2 separate regions of the Homo sapiens genome follow, and region 1 is linked to region 2. A link is an interaction called in ENCODE POLR2A ChIA-PET data of the cell type or tissue named here. Cell type or tissue: OCI-LY7. All regions are shown on one strand. Region 1 has its middle 140 kb from the start of LINC01907. Region 2 overlaps SP100 (SP100 nuclear antigen).

Evidence for each region. ChIA-PET counts read pairs that join two places held together with the same protein. Peaks named below come from ENCODE experiments on the same cell type or tissue, not always from the same donor. Only the 100,000 strongest peaks of a DNase experiment are listed, where the experiment ranks them.
Region 1: POLR2A ChIA-PET joins it to region 2 with 9 read pairs; 3 of 35 experiments call an interaction of 5 or more read pairs at or near these places.

What each region holds. Positions count from the first base shown.
Region 1 is chr2:230,563,125-230,567,124 of GRCh38, reverse strand. No RefSeq gene overlaps it. Among named protein-coding and RNA genes, the nearest start is that of LINC01907, 140 kb to the left of the region's middle. RefSeq lists an enhancer at 1,521-1,580. In OCI-LY7, no CTCF peak of the experiment used is centred here; a DNase peak (open chromatin) is centred at 2,104; H3K4me3 peaks cover 595 bases; H3K27ac peaks cover 734 bases.
Region 2 is chr2:230,475,273-230,479,272 of GRCh38, reverse strand. The region is part of intron 17 of SP100 (SP100 nuclear antigen); the gene reads right to left. All of the region lies in intron 3 of LOC101928816 (a long non-coding RNA gene), which reads left to right. Among named protein-coding and RNA genes, the nearest start is that of SP100, 61 kb to the right of the region's middle. In OCI-LY7, no CTCF peak of the experiment used is centred here; no DNase peak of the experiment used is centred here.

The sequences.
Region 1 (4,000 bases), 88 kb before region 2:
TTTGACAGCAAGTTTCCTTAACAAGTAAGAAAGCAGTGTTCATTCAAAAAAGAGGATTCTGGGTAAACATATTTGATACAAAAATAAAAAGGGGGATTGTTATGACTTTTTTTTTTTTTTTTTTTTTTTTTTGCTGTGCAGCGTTTTTTTTTCTGAAACCCCCATAGTGGGGGGTTGTGACTTTATATAGCTGAAGAAAATTCTTTTTTTCTTTTCTTTTTTTTTTTTTTTGAGATGGATTCTCGCTCTGTAGCCCAGGCTGGAGTGCAGTGGTGCCATCTCGGCTCACTGCAACCTCTGCCTCCTGGGTCCTTGTCCAAGCAATTCTCCTGCCTAAGCCTCCTGAGTACCTGGGATTACAGGCATGTGCCAGCATGCCCAGCTAATTTTTGTATTTTTAGTAGAGACGGGGTTTCACCATGTTGGCCAGGCTGGTCTTGAACTCCTGACCTCGTGATCTGCCTGCCTCAGCCTCCCAAAGTGCTGGGATTACAGGCATGAGCCACAGCACCTGGCTTATCTGCAGCAAGTTCTTAGGAGAAATATTGTTTCCTGTTAACTTTGCAACTGACTTTGTATCTATTAATCCAGTCTCATAAATAACAGCGCAGATTTTTACTTTATATTTTCTCATTTTACTTTTTATTTGTCATTGAACACGTGGTGGTTTATCAAAAGGTTTTGCAAAAAACTCTGATTTTAACTTTACAACAATCATGAAATGTAAGCAGAATGAATTACTGATTGCCCTGTTTTATACATGACAAAACGAAAGCCCACAGATGCTTAAGGTGACTTTTCCCTTGTCTTTTTACAATGCCAAATAGGGAATTAAAGGAAGAGCTGGAATTACCACCTTTGATTGCTAGAATTCATTTTTATAGCTGTCATTTTCCTTAGAAAGGTAGAGATACACAGAGAGAAATGATCATCCCGTGATTTTGTTTCTGTTTTCCTCTCATTGCTTTATAGTTAACTGGTTGCTGGGGAGAAATCTCTGAAAATACATGTTAGGAAAAGAAGTATGTCCAAATCAGAATTCTTGGTACACAAATGAACATAAAAAAATTTCTATGAAACATTAAATCTGATTGTGAAATCATTCACAAGTAAAACAAAAAGTTCTGAAGAGTCCAGATTAATCTTTTTTGTTAGTTAGGGTACGCTATGTTATATTAAATAGACCCTGAACTTTTGTAATTGCTAAACTAAATAGAAATTAATTCTTGCTTTGTGGACAATCTACAGTGTTCCAGGTCATGAGTGGAGTTGTGGGGGCTTTGGGAGAGAGGCTAGGGGACTGTGACCCCCATAGTCATTCAGACACCTAGGATGCTGGAGGCTCTGCCATTTTTAACATTTTAACAGTTATCTTCCAAGATGATCCATGGTAAGAAAAAGAATAAGAGTCAGAAGAGATGTGTAGACAAGCAGGAAGGGTAAGTAGCAGAATGGTAGTGAGGTGTAGGAACATGGCAAGCAGGTTGACAAAGCAGAACTGCCTGTGGTAGGTAAAATTTTCTCTGTCTCTGGCAACAGTGCTGCTGCCACATTAACCTCTGCTGGTGAGATGCGTCTGAGAGTCACACCAGGGCGGTGTCAGGTGGGCCTGGTCCTACTCCTGAGTTCCTGGAGCTCCCCGGGTGCCCCTAGTCTTGTTACGTGATTTCCTTTTCTGTTGGCTCACTGGGCACCACTAAAACCTCCAAGGGGTTTTATTTCTGTTTGGAGTTCAGTAGGGCTTACTCTGCAAGTGACTAATAGAGTAATAGGAAACCTCTAGCTCAGCACCAAGAAGTGGTCCAGGCAAGGAAGATGCCAAATGGCCACAAACAGGGCTTGAAATTAGAACTACTGTTTCCCGATTAAGTTTACTCTGATTGCAATTCATATTATCTGGGTATCTTAGTTTTTTTTTTTTTTTTTTTTTTCCCCTGCTGCTATAAAAGAATACCCGAGACTAGGTAATTTGTAACGAAAAGAAATTTATTTCTTAATTCTGGAGGCCAGGAAGTCCAATATCAAGGTGCTGGCATCTGGTGAGGGTCTTCTTGCTATGTCATTCTGTGGTGGAAGGCGGAAGGGGAAGAGAATGTGAAAGAGAAAGGGGAAGTGAGCAGAAACTGTGCTATTATCAGGAACTCATTCTCAAGATAACTAACCTACTCCCAGGATAACGGAATTAATCCATTCATTAAAAACAGAGCCTCGTGACCTAATTACTTCTTAAAGGTCCCAGTTCTCAACACTGTTGCATTGGGATTAAGTTTCCAACACGTGAACTTTGGTGGACACAGTCAAACCATAGCACTAGGTGTTTGGGGAAAATAATGATAAACAATAAACAACTTTAAACTCATGTTAACAGAATGATTTCTATTGTCATTTAGTCACAACCTTGAAAAGGTCTCAAAAGACAGCTGAAATTACTATCTAGAATTTACAGAAAGAAATGTTTTAGATGAATCACTTTCAGACAGATACAATGGTTTTGATACATGTCATTATATAATAATTTTAATAATAATTTTTAAATTTGTTTTGCCTTGTAAAAAACACATTTTTTATTGAAGTATAACATACTAAAAAGCGTACAAACCATAAGCCTACAGAATAATTGTCACACAATGAACATACCCATGCTACCACTACAGAAATCAAGATAGAAACCGATCACCCCAGAAACCACTCTGTGACCCCTCCCAACCACCAGACTCCTCCTCCTTTCCAAAGACAAAAACACGATCCTGATTCCCAACAATAGAAGCCTGCCACGATGTGGATGAATCTCACAAATGTTAAGTTCAAGTGAAAGAAGTCAGACATAGAAGATTACTTTTTATAAATTCCACTTATATATTAAAATGTACCACAGTGTTTTTACCCATTCTACTGTTGATAGACCTTTGGATTAATTTCAGTACTGAGGTATTATGAATAGTATTATTATGAATATTTGCAAACATGCCTGCATTCCTGTTGACTATGTATGCCTGAGTGAAATTGCTGAATTATAGAGTATATGCATGTCCAACTTTAAAAGATTATGCCAGTTTTCCAGTGTGATTGCACCAACTGACACTACCACTATCAGTTTATAGAAGTTCCAATTTTTTCATATCCTTGCCAACATTTGGTATTGGCAATTTTTTTTTTAGCCAATTTAGGTGTGTAGTGATATTTCACTGTGATTTGAATTTGCATTTCCCTAACTGCTAATGAGAGAGCACTTTCATGTGTTTAGACTGACCTTTGGAATATCTACTTTTGTGAAGTTCCTATTCAAGTATCTTTACTTCTGGGATTCACTGCATTTCTTATATTGAAGTATAAGGGTCCTTTAGATACTCTGAATATGAGCCCTTGTTTGGATAAATAGGTTTCAAAAATCTTTGTCTACTCTTCGGTTTGCATTTTCATGATCTTAATGGTATCTTTGAGTGAAGGAAATTTTTTAATTTTAGTGTAGTCCAGTATATAAATTATTTCCTTTAGGGTTAAGTGCTTTTTGCATTCTGTTTAAGAAATCTGGCCAGGTGCAATGGCTCACAGCTACAATCCCAGCACTTTGGGAGGCCGAGGCGGGCAGATCACCCAAGGTCAAGAATTCAAGACCAGTCTGGCCAATGTGACAAAACCCCGTCCCTACTCAAAATACAAAAATTAGCCAGGTGTGGAGGTGCACACCTGTAATCCCAGCTACTTGGCAGGCTGAGGCATGAGAATTGCTTGAACCTGGGAGGCAGAGGCTGCAGTGAGCTGAGATCGTGCCACTGCACTCCAGCCTGGGCAACAGAGGAGACTCCATCTCAAAAAAAAAAAAAAAATCTTTCCCTACCCACCCAGAGTTTATGAAGATATTATTTTAGGTTATCTTCTCAAAATGCTATTGTTTTATCTTTTTACATTTTTATCTAAAATCCACCAGTAATTGCTTGGTGTGGATTAGAGGGCCTGGATTTCTTTTTCTTCAAGATTTATTAGATGTAGGTATCCAAGT
Region 2 (4,000 bases):
TCTTCACCTAAATACTGAACTAACTTCACGTTATGTATTTAGGTGAAGACAAGACAGAAAGGAAATCTGAAAATAAAATGATATGGGATCTGGAGCTCATTCAGAATGGAGAATGTGGGAGAGCTGTAGTTGAAAAATCTATATGCATCCTAGGCCGGGCACGGTGGCTCGCGCCTGTAATCCCAGCACTTTGGGAAGCCAAGGCGGGTGGATCACCTGAGGTCAGGAGTTCAAAACCTGCCTAACCAATATGGTGAAACCTCATCTCTACTAAAAATACAAAAATTAGCCAGGCATGGTGGTGGGCACATGTAGTCCTAGCTACTCAGGAGGCTGAGACAGGAGAATTGCTTGAATCCGGGAGGCAGAAGTTGCAGTGAGCCGAGATTGCACCACTGCACTCTGGCCTGGGTGACAGAGCTGGACTCCATCTCAAAAGAAAAAAAAAATCTTTATGCATCCTATTTCACTGTTTTTAGGTGAAATTCATTTCAGGCACCTCTATTTTTCCCAGTAACATTGAGCTCCACGGGCTTACATTTCTTGTAAGGCTAACTAATGAATTCCACTGACCAGATTTTAAAAATGTAAGTCTTCATAACTAACAAAAGAAATTGCTGAAGGAGATGAAAGGAAAGGCCCCTCGACCCATAGTTGTGGAAGGAGAGAGGACATTCTGCACCACAAGACTAACATAAAGAATCTGATTTGACAAAGTGTTAAATTGAGAAATTTCAAAAGAAGATCAGTCTTACTCTCTTGCAAAATATGGAAGTGTGTCTTTTCATAACCGTTACTGATTTGTTCTGTTCTATGTTAACATAAACTTGTCCTTAGGAGAGCTATTTGAAGAGGTCTTGTAATAATCCCACAAAATAGAAAATTACTGCCACTTCTCATGAAACCAGTTTCCAAAGAAACCTGTAATTCTGATCGATGGTTTTATTTGATAATTTTTGGGCCTGGCCATAATATTTTAAGTGACATCTGGATCCCTAAACTTATAAATGCTTGTAAAATTTTATATTAACTAAGTGGCATTCTGATTCTCTCATATGCAAGTAGGTAATAAATTGACTACAGATTTCCTTTTAAATAAAGATTTTGAGAGTCTTGTCTCATTTAAATTCCCTCCAGTTATTATGTAATAGAAAAAAAGATATTCATAGCAACACATAAATTTATACAATGTATAAAACTTTTTTAAAATGCCAGAATTGTACAAAAAAATTTTTAGTGGAAGAACATTACATAAGACATGAATAAAAGAGTAAAAGTCTCTGTTCTTCCCAAATTAACCTTCAAATTCAATGCTTTTTTTTTTGTTTGTTTTGTTTTGAGACAGGGTCTTGTTCTGTCACCCAGGCTGGGGTGCAGTGGTGCAGTCTCAGCTCACTGCAACCTCTGCCTCCCGGGTTCAAGCAATACTCCTGCCTCAGCCTCCTGAGAAACTGGGATTATAGGCATAAGCCATGATGCCTAGCCAGTTCAATGCATTTCTGATCAGAGCTTTCAATGGACTTGGGAAGGAGTTGGGAGAGATCTTCTTGAGCTCATTCTAAAATTCACCCCAATGAAGCATCAGGATGGTTCTACCTCTGAGCTCTTCTTTCTTTTCTGTAGTGCCTTCAATTACAAAAGAAGAACATAGAATATAGACAGGTAAAGGCAGTGTGTAATCAAAGTGGTGATTCAAATCACCATGTCACCATGCCATAGTGTGGAGAATATTTTTAAAATTCCCACCTCACTTACACAGAAAGGCAAACCCCCTGTAGATTACATATGTAAACATTAAAAATGATCAGTTATATCAAACTTCTAGAATCAAATATAAAACAATATTTTTAAAATATTGAGGAAGAAATAGCTGTTGTAAATATGATATGGAACCCAAGAACCAGTCAGAAAAAGGCTGACAAATTTGACTACATAAAAATTTAAAACTTCTCTAGGACAAAAGATTCCCTTAACAAATCTAAAAGAAAAACAACAAATGGACAAAATACTAGCAACGTATATGACCAAGATTTAATATATATAATATTTAAGAGTTCTATATTCATTCAGAATAATAAGAAAAACACCATGACTTAAAACACTGAGAGGGCCGGGCGTGGTAGCTCATGCCTGTAATCCCAGCACTTTGGGAGGCCGAGGCAGGCAGATCACAAGGTCAGGAGATCGAGACCATCCTGGCTAACACAGTGAAACACCGACTCTACTAAAAGTACAAAAAATTAGCCGGGTGTGGTGGCAGGTACCTGTAATCCTAGCTACTCGGGAGGCTGAGGCAGGAGAATGGTGTGAACCTGGGAGGCAGAGCTTGCAGTAAGCCGAGATCACACCACTGTGCTCCAGCCTGAGCAACAGTGCAAGACTCCGTCAAAAATAAACAAAAACACAACAAAACAAAACAAAGAAACACAGAGCATTCTCTGACAAAGAGTTTTATGAAGAAGAAAAAGAAATGACCGATAATAAATGAAAAATTCCTGACGACACTAAAAATGAAAACAATGCACATTAAAGCAGCTCTGAAATAAGACTTTTTATATTTCAATTTAAAACGTTTTTATTGTCCAGGTATATTAGTTTAAAAAGCAAGAAAGGACAAGTGTGTACAGAGTTACTCATTTAAATAAAACTATATTCCAAAACGTGTTAATACATGCATAGTAAAATTCTGGAAAGATAGACACCAATGTTCACAAGAACATCTATTTTCAAATCAGAATGAAAAGCAAGATGAAGACAGAATAAAGCAACATGAGCATTTTGAAAAAAATAAATGGCTACTTTAAAAGGCATTCAGGTTTTATCTTATGAAAGGAGTAGAAAAAAATGCTCCTGGAACTGACAAATTTAGTAAAGTTTCAGAATACAAAATCGATGCATAAAAATCAGTAGCATCTTTATACACTAAAAACGTTCTAGCTGAGAATCAAATGAAGAACACAGTCCCATTTACAATAGCCATAAAGAAAATGAGATCCCTAGGAATTCATCCAGCCAAGGAGGTGAAAGATATCTACAAGAAGAAGTACAAAACACTGCTGAAAGAAATCAGAGATAGCACAAATAAATAGAAAATTATTCCATGCTCATGGATTGGAAGAATCAATACAGTTTGAATGACTATACTGTTTAAATCAATTTATAGATTCAACACCATCCTTATTAAAATAAAAGCGTCATTTTTCACAGAATTAGAAAAATCTATTCTAAAACTCAGTTGGAACCATAAAAGAGCCTGAATAGCCAAAGCAATTGTAAACAAAAAGAACAAAGCTAGAGGCATCGCGTTGCCCAACTTCTAACTATACTATAAGGCTACAGTAATCAAAATGGCATGGTACTGGTACAAAAACAGACACATAGACCAGTGGAACAGAACAGAGAACTCAGAAACAAACCTGCTCACTTACAACCATCTGATCTTCAACAAAATCAACAAAAATAAGCAATGGGAAATGGACTGTCTATTCAATAAATGATGCTGGAATAACTGGCTAGACATACGAAGAAAAACGAAACTGGACCCATACTTCTCATCCTATACAAAAATTAACTCAAGATGGATTAAAGATTTAAATGTAAGACCTAAAACTATAAAAATCCTAGAATAAACCTAGGAAATACCCTTCCTGACATAGGCTTTGGCAAAGAATTTATGGCTAAGTCTCCAAAAGCAATTGCAACTCAAACAAAAACTGACAAGTGGGACCCAGTTAAACTAAATAGCTTCTGTACAACAAAAGAAATTACCAAAAGAGTAAACAGACAGCCTTCAGAATGGGAGAAAATTTTTGCAAACTGTGCATATAACGAAGGTCTGATATCCAGAATCTACAAGGAACTTAAACAAATCAACAAGCAAAAAACAAAATCCAATTAAAAAATGGGCAAAGGACATGAACAGACACTTCTCAAAAGAAGACATACAAGTGGTCAACAAACATGAAAAAAATGCCCAACATTACTAATCATCAGATAAATG